Linked DNA regions of Homo sapiens: region 2 is linked to region 1. Evidence: chromatin contacts called from ENCODE Hi-C or POLR2A ChIA-PET data. All regions are on one chromosome and are shown on one strand. Each heading gives the region's core, a stretch centred on a gene start or an enhancer-like site at or near the end of the contact. The rest is flanking DNA. Distances are from core to core; before and after follow the strand shown. Region 1 has its middle 84 kb from the start of MIR7706. Region 2 has its middle 22 kb from the start of MIR7706.

Region 1 (2,750 bases), core at 100-2,599:
AGGAGAATCGCTTGAACCCGGGAGGTGGAGGATGCAGTGAGCCGAGATAGTGCCACTGCAGTCCAGCCTGGGTGACAGAGAGAGAATCCATCTCAAAAAAAAAAAAAAAAAAAGGGATATGGCTGATACACACAGAAAGATCTACTCTCCTAAGACCTTGTGCCCCAAGAATTTTATGACTTCTTGGATGGTATCAATTGTGTTTTATGATTGATTTATTCATTTACTTGATAAGTTTTGATCGAGTGCGGCTCTGTACCAAGAACTGTGTCAAGAAATGGGGATACATTGTTGTGCGAGAGGAAGTCCTCATGTGCCAGGAATTTACAGTAGACAGGGGAAGATACGCAAACTCATTACGAAGAAATACGGTAAATGCGAGGGGAATGGAAGCAGAGGGTGCTCTGGAGTACTCAGGAGGATTATTCAGCCCAGCCTTATACTGTCAGGGATAGTTTCCCAAAAGAAAGGATATCTAACCTGAGAGCAGAAGAATAAATACTAGTTAGCCAAGTTAAGGAGGATGGGTAGATGGGAGGGAGTGAGTTTTAGTTTTAAGGCATTCTAGGTAGAGAGAAAAGCAATTTGGGCAAATCTGGTAGGGGATAAAAATCATTTGGGAAACTGAAAGTCAGCCTCTTGAGTTGATTGCAGGAGGAGAGGGTGAGATAAGTTAGGAGAAGAAAAACAGGGATCGGATCACAAAAAGCCTTTTAAGTAAGATTAAGGGCAGGGGTATTATTATGAGGTCAATACAAAGCCATTAGATCTTTTGAGTAGGTGGTATACAGTGTAATCGCATTTGCATTTTTAAAACATTATCTTGTCTATGCGGTGAGAATAAACTGGAGGTGGATAAGAGCAGAGGCAGCTCCCTTAGGAGGTTGTTGCTGTATCCTAGGCCAGAGATCATGAGTTGGACTTGAGGCTGGGGCTGGAGAGAAGCGGCCAGAGAAGAACATATGGCTAAAACAGGCAACCTGAAAACATTCAGGAAATTATTGTCATTAGAGGACAGCCCGGCAAAATGCAAATTGTTCTGTCCTTATTTGATCTCAGCTGGACTATGAATTCTGTGGGGACAGGGACTATTTTGTATTCATCCCCGTTTCCAGTACTACGGAAGTACTCAGGAAATGAATGTTCTTCCTAAGTGAGTCTCAGTGACATGGTGTTTGGATAGAGTGGTAACCCTCACGCCTTTGCTGACCCACCTTTATTAGGGAAGTTCAGCAGCGATTGTGAAGTCGACGTGTAGCGCTACCGCGGCAGGGACATTAAGGTGCAGAAGCTTTACCCAGTGCACAGTGCACACTGAAATACCCAGGCTGGTTTTTCCTGACTCAGTTCTCTTCTGCCATCTGCTGGGACAGTCTTTCATAGCACATCAAAGCAAGATCACCAAGGAAGACAGGCCTGAAAGCTTTGTGGGAGCCACAGTGGACAATGACTTGGATAAGTTTACGATTTAGTCAGAGATGCAAGAATCACATCCAAACCACTGTCCATTTGAAGCTAATCTTCAGTATTTATTTCCCAAAGACTAAATGTCTTTTTTATAAGAATGAGTTCATGTCCTTTGCAGGGACGTGGATGAAGCTGGAAACCATCATCCTCAGCAAACTAAGACAGGAACAGAAAACCAGACACTGTGTGTTCTCACTCATAAGCGGGAGTTGAACAATGAGAACACATGGACACAGGGAGGAAAACATCACACACGGGCCTGTTGGGGGGTAGGGGGCAAGAGGAGGGAGAGCATTAGGACAAATACCTAATGTATACGGGAATTAAAACCAAGATGACAGGTTGATAGGTGCAGCAAACCACCATAGCACAAGGATACTTTTTTTTTTTTTTTTTTTTTTTCTGATACAGAGTCTCGCTCTGTCTCCCAGGCTCTGGAGTGCAGTGGCGCAAACTCGGCTCACTGCAAGCTCCGCCTCCCGGGTTCACGCCATTCTCCTGCCTCAGCCTTCCGAGTAGCTGGGACTACAGGTGCCCGCCACCACGCCCGGCTAATTTCTTTTTGTATTTTTAGTAGAGACGAGGTTTCACCGTGTTAGCCAGGATGGTCTCGATCTCCTGACCTCGTGATCCACCCGCCTCGGCCTCCCAAAGTGCTGGGATTACAGGCGTGAGCCACCGCGCCCGGCCGCACATGGATACTTATGTAACAAACATGCAGGTTCTGCACATGTATCCCAGAACTTAAAAAAAAAAAAGTCTTTTTTTTTTTTTGAGATAAAGTCTTGCCTTGTCACCCAGGCTCCAGGCTGGGGTGCAGTGGCATGAACATGGCTCAGTGTAGCCTAGCCTCCTCCTGGGTTCGAGAAATCCTCCCACCTCAGCCTCCCAAAGTGCTGAGATTTCAGGCGTGAGCCGTCATGCCGGCCCATGCAGACTATCTTAAATGTCTGTATTCTCCTTTGAGTTTTTGCAACAACTTTACGATAGCCATATATTATAACATTTTTTAAACAAGGAAACAGAAACACAGACATTTAAATGAAAAGCTAACTTTGAACAAAAAATAAGTAGCCCGAGCCAGGACTGAAGCTTCCTTGACTCCTGGTTCCATACTTTTGTCACAATGTCTCAACGTCTCCAACACACTAAGGGAGAGTTCCAACAGGCCGAGACAGGCTGCTGATCTGCAGCAGGGAGAGGGCAGGCCTAATGTGAAGGCTGACAAGGCCGGTGGCTCCCTGATGTTCAGCACAGAGATGCAGAATGTTGGCATGGAGTGG
Region 2 (2,750 bases), core at 119-2,618, 61 kb before region 1:
TTTTTTCAAGACAGTCTCACTCTGCCCCCAGGCTGGAATGCAATAGTGCAATCATGGCTCACTGCAGCCTTGATCTCCTGGGCTCAAGCAATCCTCCCACCTCAGTCTCCCCAATAGTTGGGACCACAGGAATGCAATCATGCCTAGCTAATTTTATTCTATTTTTTTTTTTTTTTTTTTTGTAGAGTTGGGGTCTCAACTATACTTTCCATGCTAGTCTTGAACTCCTGGCTTCAAGTGATCCTCCTGCCTTGGCTTCCCAAAATGCTGAGATTACAGGTATGAGCCATCATGCTCAGTTCATTTCCAGGTCTTTTTTTTTTTTTTTGAGACAAAGTCTTGCTCTGTCTCCCAGGCTGGAGTGCAGTGGTGTGATCTCAGCTCACCGCAACTTTTGCCTCCTGGGTTCAAGCAACTTTTCTGCCTCAGTCTCTCAAGTAGCTGGGATTACAGGCACCCACCACCAGGCCCAGCTAATTTTTTTGTATTTTTAGTACAGACAGGGTTTCACCATGTTGGCCTAGCTAGTCTTGAACTTCTGACCTCAAGTGATCCACCCGCCTCGGCCTCCCAAAGTGCTGGAATTACAGGTGTGAGCCACCACGCTCGGCCTTTTTCCAGGTCTTTATGATTCTAAATTCCTGTTCTCTTTTCATATAGCATGAATGCACAACTTCTTTTTCTTTCTCTAGGAGGATCTGGGTGAGGGGAACATTTCTGGTTTGTCTTTTGAAAGAAATAAATGCAGATTATTGAGACCTACAGGAGCCTAGGTCTGTCTGGGTTTGCAGTACAAGGTGATCCTGACCCTCCCCGACTACAGTATTTACTCATGAAGTTCAGATTCAGAGAAAGAGGTTGACCTAGAGAAGATGGAGCAAACCTGGACCAAGGAGACACTTTTGACAAGACTTTTCTATTTGGTTTAAGCCTCTACAAACCGATATCATTGTTTTTAGTACAGCATGCACTAATTGCATCGATATTTTATTTTTGGCTAGTTCATGTTGCAGATATTATTTAACAATATAAATAAATATGTCCCTTCATTTTGGATGCATTATACACATCTTTCCTGAGTTCTTGAATACAGTGATGAGCAGAATTGAACAGGTGCATTTCCATCTATGTGGCCTTAGGATTGTTTCTGCTAGAGTAGAATGAAGTTTGGTAGTTTGGTCAATGACCATAATACCACTCACCTATCCAGTCTGTCTCTCTCTGGCACATTAGCACTGCCCTTTTCCCCCAGGGAAGTCCACTTTAGTCCACTGGAATTTGTGAAACCAGCTGCACCTTGGCAAGCCCTGGCCTGGGATTAATTTGGCAGGGAGGTTATTCTGAGAAGTCTCTGACTCATAACTTTGGGGCTAACTCTGAGTACCAAGCCCCAGCCCTGCCCTCTTTTGATTTTTCTCTGTGCTGATTCATTCTGGGTTGGGACTTTATTGTCAGCAGTCATAATTGTATATGGGTGGAACTTGGTTTTTAAATATGGCAAGGAGCCAAGTCTAGGGCTTCTGCTAGCTTTGTTATTAATTGTGTCATTTTTTATTAACTGAAAAAAGGAAGAAAAGAAGGGATGATAGGAAGTAGAGAAAAAGGAAGTAAAAAAAAAAGAAATATCCCACTGACCCAAGCTGAAACCTATTCTCTTCCACCTTCTATATTTTCTCCAAGCCCTTGGAAAGACTTGTCCTGAATCTTGCTCACATGAGAAGAAGCCAAGTGCAGTAGAAAAAGTACAGCCGGGCACAGTGGCTAATGCTTGTAATCCTAGCACTTTGGGAGGCCAAAGTGGGCGGATCACCTGAGGTCAGGAGTTCGAGGCCAGCCTGGCCAACATGGTGAAACCCCATCTCTACTAAAAATACAAAAATTAGCCAGGCGTGGTGCTGCCTGCCTGTAATCCCAGCTACTCAGGAGGCAGAGGCAGGAGAATCACTTGAACCCAGGAGGTCGAGGTTACAGTGAGCAGAGATCATGCTCTCCAGCCTGGGTGACAGAGCGAGACTCTGTCTCAAAAAAAGAAAAAGAGAGAGGATAGATTTTGGGGTTAGCATATCTGAATAATTGTATGATCATAGGCAAGTTATTTAAACCTCTTTGAAACTCTGTTTCCCAATCTGTAAAACAGCAATAATATTTACTTTTAGGGTTGTCATGATGGTTAGAAATATTCTGTATAAATTGTCTGGTACATTAAAAAGCATTAATAACTTGAAAATATCATTGTTATAGCTATTTTTATTTTTATTTTTATTTTTATTTATTTATTTATTTTTGAGACGGAGTCTCCCACTGTCGCCCAGGAGCGCAGTGGTGCAATCTCAGCTCACTGCAAGCTCCACCTCCTGGGTTCAAGCCATTCTCCTGCCTCAGCCTCCCGAGTAGCTGGGACTACAGGCTCTCGCCACCATGCCCAGCTAATTTTTTGTATTTTTTTAGCAGAGACGGGGTTTCACCGCGTTAGCCAGGATGGTCTCGATCTCCTGACCTCATGATCTGCCTGCCTGGGCCTCCCAATATGCTGGGATTACAGCCGTGAGCCACCGCGCCCGGCCAATATCTGAATAATGGTATGATCATGGGCAAGTTATTTAAACCTCTTTGAACCTCTGTTTCCCAATCTGTAAAACAGCAATAATATTTACATTTAGGGTGTCATGATGGTTAGAAATATTCTATATAAGGTGTCTGGCACATTAAAAAGCATTAATAACTTGCAAATATTATTGTTATAGCTATTT

What was found. Hi-C counts contacts between places; a loop is a spot of excess contacts on that map. ChIA-PET counts read pairs that join two places held with the same protein, here RNA polymerase II (POLR2A). Pooled maps may share reads with other maps.
Region 2: a loop to region 1 is called in a map of chondrocyte, with 4 times the contacts of the local background. The contact joins two enhancer-like sites. A Hi-C loop is called at or near these places in 1 of 168 maps with a recorded cell type or tissue (chondrocyte), 1 of 37 single-sample maps with no recorded cell type and 8 of 50 pooled maps. POLR2A ChIA-PET finds 5 or more read pairs at or near these places in 7 of 52 experiments (AG04450, BJ, H1 and 4 more).

The regions. Positions count from the first base shown.
Region 1 is chr15:85,295,355-85,298,104 of GRCh38, reverse strand. No RefSeq gene overlaps it. Among named protein-coding and RNA genes, the nearest start is that of MIR7706, 84 kb to the left of the region's middle. Within about 2 kb of position 1,349, at least 3 of the 41 ENCODE cell types and tissues checked have a DNase peak (open chromatin) inside an H3K27ac peak, as active enhancers do.
Region 2 is chr15:85,356,774-85,359,523 of GRCh38, reverse strand. No RefSeq gene overlaps it. Among named protein-coding and RNA genes, the nearest start is that of MIR7706, 22 kb to the left of the region's middle. Within about 2 kb of position 1,368, at least 12 of the 41 ENCODE cell types and tissues checked have a DNase peak (open chromatin) inside an H3K27ac peak, as active enhancers do.